2 separate regions of the Homo sapiens genome follow, and region 1 is linked to region 2. The links are chromatin loops, found by intact Hi-C in ENCODE. Cell type or tissue: psoas muscle. All regions are shown on one strand. Links, peaks and the distances in the headings refer to the core of each region. The heading gives the core; the rest is flanking DNA.

The links. Hi-C counts contacts between places; a loop is a spot of excess contacts. Peaks named below come from ENCODE experiments on the same cell type or tissue, not always from the same donor. Only the 100,000 strongest peaks of a DNase experiment are listed, where the experiment ranks them.
Region 1: it touches region 2 in a loop (2.0-fold over the local background); 3 of 110 quality-filtered maps call a loop at or near these places.

What each region holds. Positions count from the first base shown.
Region 1 is chr6:147,212,190-147,217,588 of GRCh38, forward strand. All of the region lies in intron 2 of STXBP5 (syntaxin binding protein 5), which reads left to right. Among named protein-coding and RNA genes, the nearest start is that of STXBP5-AS1, 10 kb to the left of the region's middle. In psoas muscle, for the core only: no CTCF peak of the experiment used is centred there; no DNase peak of the experiment used is centred there.
Region 2 is chr6:147,262,342-147,267,740 of GRCh38, forward strand. STXBP5 (syntaxin binding protein 5) reads left to right here. Exons shown (of 28, transcript NM_001127715.4): 6 at 1-12; 7 at 4,743-4,826. Among named protein-coding and RNA genes, the nearest start is that of STXBP5-AS1, 60 kb to the left of the region's middle. In psoas muscle, for the core only: no CTCF peak of the experiment used is centred there; no DNase peak of the experiment used is centred there; H3K27ac peaks cover 501 bases.

The sequences.
Region 1 (5,399 bases), core at 206-5,205, 50 kb before region 2:
TTCTTGTGGAAGGAAACAAATGTGATAGAAACCATGGAATTGAAAAGAATATGTTAACTATTGGAGATTCAAGTCCGTGCTTTGTAAGCCTTTCTGCTTTAAGTAAGATGAGTTTTTATCTCTGTTGGATATTCTTTGTTTTCTGTTTGGTTTTCAGTATGATTCATTTGAAATTACAACCTAACTTTGCCATCCTAAAGGAAAAAGTAAAGGCATTTTGGAAGAATTGCCTTATTATTAGGAGATTCTTGTTCCAATAATCTTCAGACTTACCTTGTATAAGTCAACTAAAATCTCTGTGCTTCAGTTTCCTTTCTTGTAAAATGAGGAAATTGGGATGTGTTATTTCCAAGAATCCTTCCAACTTTTGGACCTTAGAATTTCTTTTTCTGTGGGGGGATTTAGGAATTCTTTGGACTGTGTTCCTGTAGAGGGATCTTCTGGTTGATTGCTCTGAGTTCCTGTTAAAGAGAATGAAGTGTTAGACTCCATACCATTGCGGCTCCCTCAGCTTTGTGTCCATTGACTACATTCATAATCCAAGTCAGTAGAAGCACAAGTGTAAACCTTTGTTTACAGAAGGGACCAGGAAAGAGCATGTGAATGAACTAACACAAATGTCTTTCCTTGAAACAGTAGCTCACATTGAATACTAAGATGGTGGTTTGTAGCATTTTCTGTGTATAACAGATAAGGTCTCATTATGAAATAGGAAACCAGGACTTTTTTTTAATACCATTAACAAAATTCACCTTCTTCCTTGGTTGTTAAATGTCAGGATGTAAAATTAAAATAAATTAACTTAAACAAGAATATTGAGTTCCTAATCACATGATCTTAATAATCTTTAGAGATTTATTAATAGAGACTGTCTCTCTTGAATTGCTAGTATGTAATTTGAGTACTAAATTTGGTAATTGTATAGTGTAATAACTTGGAGTAATAATTGCTGGGCATGTACATGTAAGTAACTGGACTATAGGTTTGAGTATCACTAAAGATAAGCTTAATTGTTGGATCAATTTGGCTTTACCTTTATGCACTGGAAGAGGCAATTATTTACAAGAAGAATTTTTTCTTTCTTTTTTTTTTTTGAGATAGGGTTTCTTTCTGGAATACAGTGGCACAATCACAGCTCGCTGCAGCCTAGACCTCCCGGGCTCAAACGATCTTCCTGCCTCAGCTTGCCAAGTAGTTGGGACCACAGATGTGAGCCACCTCACCTGGCTCACATAATTTTATATATGTGTGTGTGTGTGTGTGTGTGTGTGTGTGTGTGTGTGTGTGTGCGCGCGCATATATATATTTTTTCTTTTTCTTTTATTTTTTTCTTTCTTGCAAAGATGGGGTCATACTATGTTGCTGAGGCTGGTCCCCTGGGCTCAAGCTGGGATTAAAGATTATGAGCTACTGTTCCCAGCTACAAGAAGAAAATTAATAATTAGGATATCAGTAGTGTAGCAGTAATAATTAGTAATAATCAGAATGTGTATTTGTTTTCGATGTTTAAATGAAAGTTTCCTGACCTGATTTGCTATATTAGCATCTTCAGAAGGTATACTTGGTATTTTGGGATGGCAGATAAGGAAATAGTTTTTTTGGTTTGACCTAAACAGATGTTTATCTGTTTAAGAGTATAACAGATTGATATAAAGAAAAGGGCATTTCACTATTAATACCTTTTAGATTTGAATTTGAATTAAGATAGATTTTAAACATAATATAGTTCTACAGAAGTTCTTGGGAAGCAAAACAAAGTGATTACTGACATGATTTTTATGAAATAAACCAAGAGTTCATAAAACTATAATAATAAAAAACTGCCAAAAGGTACTTGATACATTTCTCTTCCCTTAGTCATATGCAGCACACATTATTCTAAGGAGAAGTTATGGTGCTTTCTAATTTAGTTACTTAGACTTCCTGTAGAGACATTCAGGTTTCTATACAATACAATTATTTTGCACTTTAATTTGAACGCATTTCTGATGTTTATTAGCAGTAATAAAAATAAGGACTTTTTCATGATCTTCTGTATATCTGTATTATCATTCTTAATATTTCTGAATAAGTATATTGCCATCATCTACTTTCAGATTTAGCAATTCTAGTTGGTTGGTTTAATCTCTTATTTTCCTCATATTTACTTTTAAATAAATTTTGGACACCAGCTCTGTTTACCATGTAACTTATCTTTTTTCTTTTGGCCATGAGTGGAAGGTAAGCTGAGGTGAAGGAGGTAGGGGTAAGAATTGTTGACATAGTTTACTGCTTACTAGTGAGTGTTCCTCAATGGCCATGTGTTTAGTGAGTCCTTAAGTCTAGAATAAACTTTTCTCTGTTTAAATAATTCTTATGTTTAAAACCCAATGTCTTTGTGATATATGTTTTGGTTTGATTCCATCCCAACTTCCATCCTATTTAGCCATCTTTTTCTTAGTTGAGCCTTTAAAATTTTGATTTCCGCATTGCCATTTCTTTATAAGTAATATGTGACATTAAATGTCTAAAAATAGACCTTTTGGAAATTGTAGCTGTAATATGGAATGGCATTTTCTTTTAAAATAAACTACGAAGAATGTTACAGGGTATGAAAAAATACCGTGCAGTCCAAAGTAATGCAAATCAGCAAAATCAGCCAGTATCCTCTCCTTTATCAAGAGTCCGGAAATTAAGACAGTAGGAGTGTATAAATTATAAAATCAAGATGAGGGAACACACAGATTCCTAAATGATCAACTTTATGTCCTTCAGTAAGGATCATAGGGTGGATGAGTATGTGTGTGTGTGCAGACACTTAAAGAAGATCTGAGTCTGTAGGAGTCAGTGAACATTTCCTGTAAAAGACCAGATAGCAAATTATGGTAGGCTTTATGGTCTCTGTGACGGCTACTCAACTCTGCTTCTATATTAGCACAAATGCAACCATAAACAATATCTAATGAATAAGTGTGCGTCAGTAAAACTTTATTTATAAAATCAAGCAGTTGGCTGGATTTGGCCCACAGGCCAAAGTTTTCCAATCTCTGCCTTAGTTTATCAGCCTGACTTGTTTTTAAAGGATATACAGAGAAGAATGTTCAGTAAGAAATACATTTTTAAATTTAAACTTCATTAGTAGCACTTGTTACTAGTTGAAATTTAACCTTTTGTCACAAATAAGAGTCTTAAAAAGAATCAGTAATTTTTTTTTGTTTGTTTGTTTGTTTTGAGACAAGGTCTGGCTCTGTCGCCCAGGTGGAGTATAGTGGTGCTATCTCGGCTCACTACAACCTCTGCCTCCCAGGCTCAAGGGATCCTCCCACCTCAGTCCCCCAAGTAGCTGGGACTCCAGGTGCACGCCACCACGCCTGGCTAATTTTTGTATTTTTTTGTAGAGCCTGGGTTTTGTCATGTTGCTTAGGTTGGTCTCGAACTCGTGAGCTCAAACCATCCGCCCACCTCAGCCTCCTAGAGTACTTGCATTATAGGCGTGAGCCACTGCGCCGAGCCAATTTTTTAATCAGTAATTTTTAATAATACATAGTAACTCTATATATCAAGGTAAATTATTTTTATAGGTTTTTTTTAAATCTTGTGAGAGGTGTGTTATCTCTGGAATTATGATTAGTATAATAATAAAGGTAGCTTAATTAGGCATCCTTTGAGGGTAGTTTAATGATTAGCTCAATTATTGAAGTGTTTAGCTTGACTTCCTAATTTTAATTAAAAATATACTTGCCTTTGTAGCTTTTTCTTAATATCTTTCTTAATATCATATACATATGTGTAGGTACATTTAGATAGATGCCTTTAAAGATAAAAGTGAATGTAAGCATTTTATTAAAATATTGTGACTTCTTTGATGTTACAGATGTTTGTCAAAAATAACCGGGAAAAAACTACCTGAAAAATGAATAATGTATTTTTTAAAAATTCATGGCTGGGCACGGTTGCTCACGCCTGTAATCCCAGCGCTTTGGGAGGCTGAGGCAGGCGGATCACTTGAGGTCAGGAGTTTGAGACCAGCCTGACCAACATGGTGAAACCCCGTCTCTACTAAAAATATAAAAATTTGCCGAGCGTGGTGGCAGGTGCCTGTAATCCCAGCTACTTGGGAGGCTGTGGCAGGAGAATCACTTGAACTTGGGAGGCGGAGGTTGCCGTGAGCTGAGACTGCGCCACTGCACTCCAGCCTGAGCGATAGAGTGAGACTCCATGTCAAAAACAAAAAACAAAACAAAAAAATTCATAAGGCTCCCAGAATAAAATTCAGATTCTTGGCCACTTTCTTTAGAATCAGATATATTACATGCCTCTTGTTGGAAAGAACATATATGGTAATTTCATTGGAAACTGAAATTTTATCTACTTTTTGAAAATATTTTATAGTTGCCCACTGACCACTCTTTGCATTATCCAGTAGCAGTAAATATAGATATAATTTTATTTAGTAAATGAGGCTAATTTTTACTTGATTCCATTTCTCCAACTAGTATTCTTTTGGAAGTATATGTAAAAATATATATATGACAAATAAATGAAATGATAACATGCTGAGCATATTTCTTTATATTTATTGGAGCTATGATTTTAACGTGAGCATTCACCCAGAAAGGTTTTTAAATAAAAAATAGCTGATAATTTTTGTTTTATATTAATCTTCATTTGAAAAATAAGGTTTGCTTTATACAGCTTGTTATTTGTAAGATATATGACGAGTCCTAGAACTCACATGGTAGCTATTGTTAAACAGCAAGTTTTAAACAATTGGAGGTGTTTTAATAATAGTGTTTGGTCTTGTTTTTTATTTTCAAATAAGTGCAGTCTGGAACTTTGAAGCTTTTCCTTGTGAAGTTGTTTGTTGAGTGCTTAATCCTGCTCTTTCTTTAAAGTACGTAATCTTTTCTTGTGATGGCAGTACCTCTGCTGTTTCACAGCAGCTCTCTGTCAAAGGTGACTATAAATCTGGCCGCATCAGCTATTGCAGTACTTTCTGCTAAATGGTTTTCCTTTGTGCGTTTGTCTCTTTTTGTCTTTTGAAAAGGAAAAAAAAAAGTGTTGAAACAGATTTTTCCATCTGTTCAGTCTTTGTACTGTATTTTTCATAATGTGTTGTATTTTTCTTTTAAAATTCACTTAACATACTTGAGAAAAGAACTTAGCCATTAGGCATCTGGGAATGGATGCTGGGATAAAAAGCTGTTTTTACTTATATGTGAGAATTTACATTCTTTCTTGTTCATTTAACCCAGACCACTATTATTTATGACTACGTAGTAAATAGTAGTTTGAGCAAGTGGTTCCTTTAAAAGTATATTTATCTATCAAAAGCCATTCTAAAGAATTGCCTGTGATGACAAATATAATTCATTTTTGCCTCTTCAAAAACAGTCCTAACTCCAAAACAGTGAATATTA
Region 2 (5,399 bases), core at 152-5,151:
GACGAGGGAAAGGTAGAATTTTTTGTAAAAAATTATATATTAAATGCACAAATTTTAGTATTTTTCAATAAACATGCTATTTCAGGATCACACTTATTACAAATTGAGATTACCATTGAAGGTTGTGTATCATATACAGTTAATGCTTATTATTAATTATTAAGAACAAATGAAAGAATTAGAATCATTTACAATTTTAAAGGACAAAACAATACCTTAAAACATAAGTCAAACTTAATGCATATAATTACAGGTTATTAATTTATATTTGGCTTATTCAGACTGTTTTCCCTGATTTTCTGTTAATCCTGGTAAAAAGTTTGCTTTTGGTTTTTGGCTTCTTTTGAACACTTTGTACAATTTTTGTAGCACTAATCACAGATTGCCTTACGTTATAGTTGTCTTGTTACCTCATCTCCCCTAAAATTTTTTGTCATAAATAGTTCTAATTAATAATGTAGAGTTTTTTTTAATGTTATTTAATTTTTAATACTCTGAAACCAGTTTCATATAATCAGTATCTAGCTATTGTTAATTTAGATTATTTAAATCTTTTAAAATAATAAATATTTTTGGATGAATTTTTATTTTCTATTTCAAACCAGTCTTTCAGATAGTTCTATTTAATAATGATGTTTTTCTACCTATATAATTTTATGATCTTAAGCTAAGTAAATACCAGGAAGTTTATTGCTATCAGAAATCAGTAAAGTGAAACCTCTGGATTTTGTGCAGGAGTTTAACCAGGGTTTTCATTTCCTCAATTGTGGGAGAGGTTGAGCTGATATATTGTTTAACACTGTTCTCTTAGTTTGCCATTGGGTAAACAAAAGGATAATTAGACCGTTTGGAGTTAGGTCATAATTATAGCATTGTTTTAAAAGCCAAGCCTTTCAATGGGAGGCATGGTAGGAGAGTTCAAAACTTCCTTTCCATCTCTAATTGGTCATCAAGTCATTTTAATTCTTCCTGTGCCTTTTGCTTTTCTTTTTCTTTCTTTCTTTTTTTTTTTTTTTTTTTAAATTTTTTAATTTTCCTAAAAGTCTCACTATGTTGCCTAAGCCAGTCTTAAACACCTGGGCTCAAGTGATCCTCCTGCCTTGTAATCCCAAACTGCTGGGATTATAAGCACAAGCCACTGTGCCTGGTTTAGACTGCCATTTTAATCTTAGTGTTCTACTCTTTCAAAGCTTTCAGTGGGTCTGTAGTATCTAACAAATAAAATCAGTTTTTCTTGAAATATAGCCCTAGATTTCCTTATTTTTCAGGATATCTTTACCTGAATGTTGTGCTGAAGCAAATAGTTGTATTTTCAGTTATGAACTGCTCTTTGATGTTTCCATACCTTTGTTTAAGTGAGTCCTTCTGTTTGGAATTCTCTTTCCATCTCTCTGCTGAATTCCTATCTACACTTTAAGGCCCAGATTAAATATTTTTTGTTTGTGATTTCTTCCCTGATAATCCTGACAGAAAATGCTTTTTCTTTCTTTCACATTTATTAGTACTTTAGTTATGAAATTTTATGGTATTTATCACATAATGCTTTGTATTAGAAATGTGTGCATATCTCAGCTCCCCTGAATTTGAAACTCGTTAAGCACAAAGGTAATATTTATACAGGTTTCTATTTGCCATAGCATCTAACTTATAATAAAAATACCAACTGCTCAATATACAATTATATGGATTATATATATAATTCATTCCATAAATAATGAGGATGGAGTAAATAAGTTATATATATATATAAAATTTAAAAAATATTAGGGTGCTAGAATAAACTATATTATCTAAACTTTGGTTTCTTTTAGACTCTTTCCTGTTTGCAAAGAACTAGACATTTTGTCATTGAAAAATCATGTAAGGTGACAGGGCAAGTTCCTTCAATGCTAACCTTACCGGTGGATACTGCCACATTAAGTGAAGGTCTTGGCCAAGGAAGGTTAGACATTAGATAGGTTAGACTTATGATAGGAATAGCTACCATTTATTTAATTCTATGTTTCAAGCACTGTGCTTGCCACTTTATATACACGATTTCATTTGATCTTTTCAACAAATTGTAAATTAGAAATTTCCCTTACTTTACAAATTATAAAGCAGAGACTTGGTGACATTATGTGTTCCATAGATACAGAGCTAGACTTTGGCGGATCTGAGATTTGAAGACCAATTTCTTTAATTTCAACCCAGGAGTACTCTCTGTTATGCTAAGCTTTCTTTCTAGATACAGACTGGTTATATACGTTGTAGAGAAATGTATTCATATTCCACATACACACTAATGCTTTTTCAAAGAGAAAAATTAGACGGGAATTAGTCATTAGTATGTAAGCTAATTAACATCTCTATGGGTTATAAAAGATTCTAGTAGGAATAAGCATTGAAGAATTTCCAATTTTAATTAAGTACTCTATCTTTAGTTTTCTATTTTTAAATATTTATTATTCTCTTGCTTTTGTAAAGAAAGGAATTGAAAAGCTGGAAGATTATGGGCATAAAACTCTAACCTGTTGTCACATATTTCTAATATCCTTAGAATACTAGAGCTGGCTAGAGAGGTTAAAGTTTAACCCTCTTAAGTTATTAAGGTCTGGATAGATAAAATTATTTCCTTAAAGTTATATGGCTATTAAGTGGCAGATTTAATACTAGAACTCAGGTTACTTAGGTCCTAAGCAGTGCAGTGCTGTTTACAGTGTATATCAACCCTTACATTTTATTCTTTTTCTTCTCTTTCCTTATTCTCAAATGCTGTATCACATGTCCAAGATATTTGAAAAGACTGGGAAAAGAGAGAGGAAACAAATACCATTTTTTTCCAAAAGGTGTATGTATCTCAGATTGCCTAGGAAAGAAGAGATAAGGTTAGAAAAATTGACTGTATTCTGTACTAAAGTAGGAAAACTTATTTTGTTAGTTTTGATAGTTAGTCCCTCCAGCTGCCCCTGTACTCTGAAATCTTCTAAATTTGTCCTATTAAAATTACTGGTTCTGCCCAAATTTTGTTTATATCCCCAGATTACCCAAACAGATATAGACTAATCATTTTTCTAATTATTAAACAAATATTTATTGTGTGTCTACTATGTATTAGGAAGTGTATTAGATATTAGAGACATATAGATGAAAATGCATGGTACTAGTTTAAGAAAAGGAGCATCTTAATTTGTCTAGAGGAACTGGGTAGACTTAACCAGGAAGCAACACTGAATTTAGACTTAAAATATTAGTAGAGGATTGCTTATTGAATGAAAGGGGAGGAGGTTTTAAGCAGAGGAAATCTCATACTGAGATTTGGAAAATACTGAGGTGGGGCCTGGGGGTACACTGTGGTACACTGTGGGCAGCGTACATAGTTTGTGAGGCAGGAACATGCATTCCATTCTGAAATAGATGCATTTCATAAGAAGTATTTATAACATACCTGGCCCTGTGTGTTACGTTAGAGGTATTGTGGTAAACAAGATAAAAACTAATCCTTGCCCCGATATCCCGGTTTTACAGACTGCACGATAATTCAAATAAGGAAAAGTCCATTATTATATTGTGTGGTGATCCTTCGAATTAAAAAAAAAAAGTACAAAGTGTTATTGGAGCACATAGGGAGGGTATTGACTTACATTTGGTAGGTCACAGAAGGCTTCCCAGAGGAAACGATCACTAAAATGACATCTGAAAGATGAGAAGGACTAGTCAGGCAAAAAGGATGACATTCAAATGGAGTGGCCCAGGTAGCGAGGCAGCATGTACAAAGGTTCAAAGGTAAGAGAGAATATGAACTTAAGAATATACTGTAATGTATTGAGTGGCCATGGTATGGTAAGGGATGGAACTGGAGAGGTAAACAGAGCTCATACCATGATGGAACTTGTAGGTCATATTACTGAATTTGCAATTTATCCTAAAAATAATGGTGTGGCATTTAAAAGTTTTAAACAGAAGCATACATTACCCTGTTCGGTTTGTATTCTAGAACTCTTAACTCTAGCTACAATAAGAAATGGGTTAAAATAGGAGCAAGACTGGAGTCAAGGAGACCCGAAAAGGAATCTTTGTGTCTTGAACCAGGGAAGAGGCCCTAGAGATGGAGAGAAGTAAATTAGATAATAGGATGTAACTTAAATTTACATGGTGATTTTACCTGTTGGAGGAGAGACTAGTTAAGAATGAGCTCCGGGTTTCTAGCTGGTGCCACCGAATAGACGTGATAAGGAATGGTGAGAGACACTGCAACAGGGAATTCCAGAGAAGCAGATTAGAGAATATAATTAATTCAGTTTGGGGCACATTTACTTTGAGGCTTTTGTGTAGATAAGTGGAGATGTGGCCACTGGAATTATGTGTCTGAATCTCACCAGAGGGATGTAGGCTGGGTATGATTTGGAACTAATCAATATATAGTTGGAATAGATGAGATTACCTCATAGTGTGTAGAATTTGAAAAGTTTGTAAACTTGAAAATACATACAAAAGTTTTGAAAAGACTTCAAAATGGTACTGTTTTTGTTTTCAAAAGTCAGTTGTATGTTGAGTCCCTAATCATCAAAGACATATAAATATGCCATACAGTGTTCTCATTTGTCATTTACGTGATTACTAATTAGCAATGCAGATGTTTGTTTATATTATACATTTATACTCAACGCATTTGAATGATAGTAGTTATTTTCATTGTCAGCAAATAAATGTTTTATAATTGATATCATTCCTAGGTAATGTGCCTTTTTCTTTTATCACAGCTTTTGATTGGCTTTGAATCTGGAACAGTAGTTTTATGGGACCTCAAATCAAAGAAAGCCGACTACAGATACACATATGATGAGGTAATATTATTTTTGCTAGTAAAAGCTATGGTCATTTCTCTCATATAAAGCAGTTTCTCTAAAAACTTAATTGGTAATTTTACTTTAGGCAAACTTTGTAATTGCAGTAATACACAATTTATTTTTTACAATAGATAATATGTTCACACAATTCAAAAGATAACAAAAATCTTCTTCCCACCTGCCATTTGGTTATCTAGTTTCCTTACAGGTAGCATGTTACCAGTTTCTCTCATGTTCTTCCAAAGAGACACTGTGCATTTACAAGCAAATTCATAAATATATCTTATTTTTTCTTTTGTACGAATGATAGTATACTATAGACATTTATAATCCACTTTAAGAACCAGTAAGAATTAATTGTGATTGACAGATAAGTCTTTTCTCTCCTTTTGCTCCTCACTTCCCTTCCTTACCTTACCTCTCCTTTTTTGGCATTTATTTGTTGAAGATAGAGTCTTCCAGATGCTGGCTTTTTCTGGCTGCATCCCCATTGTCTTTAACATGTTTTTTTGTTTTTTGTTTTTTGTTTTTGCCCTCAGATTTCCTATAAATTGGATAATTTACTGAGGC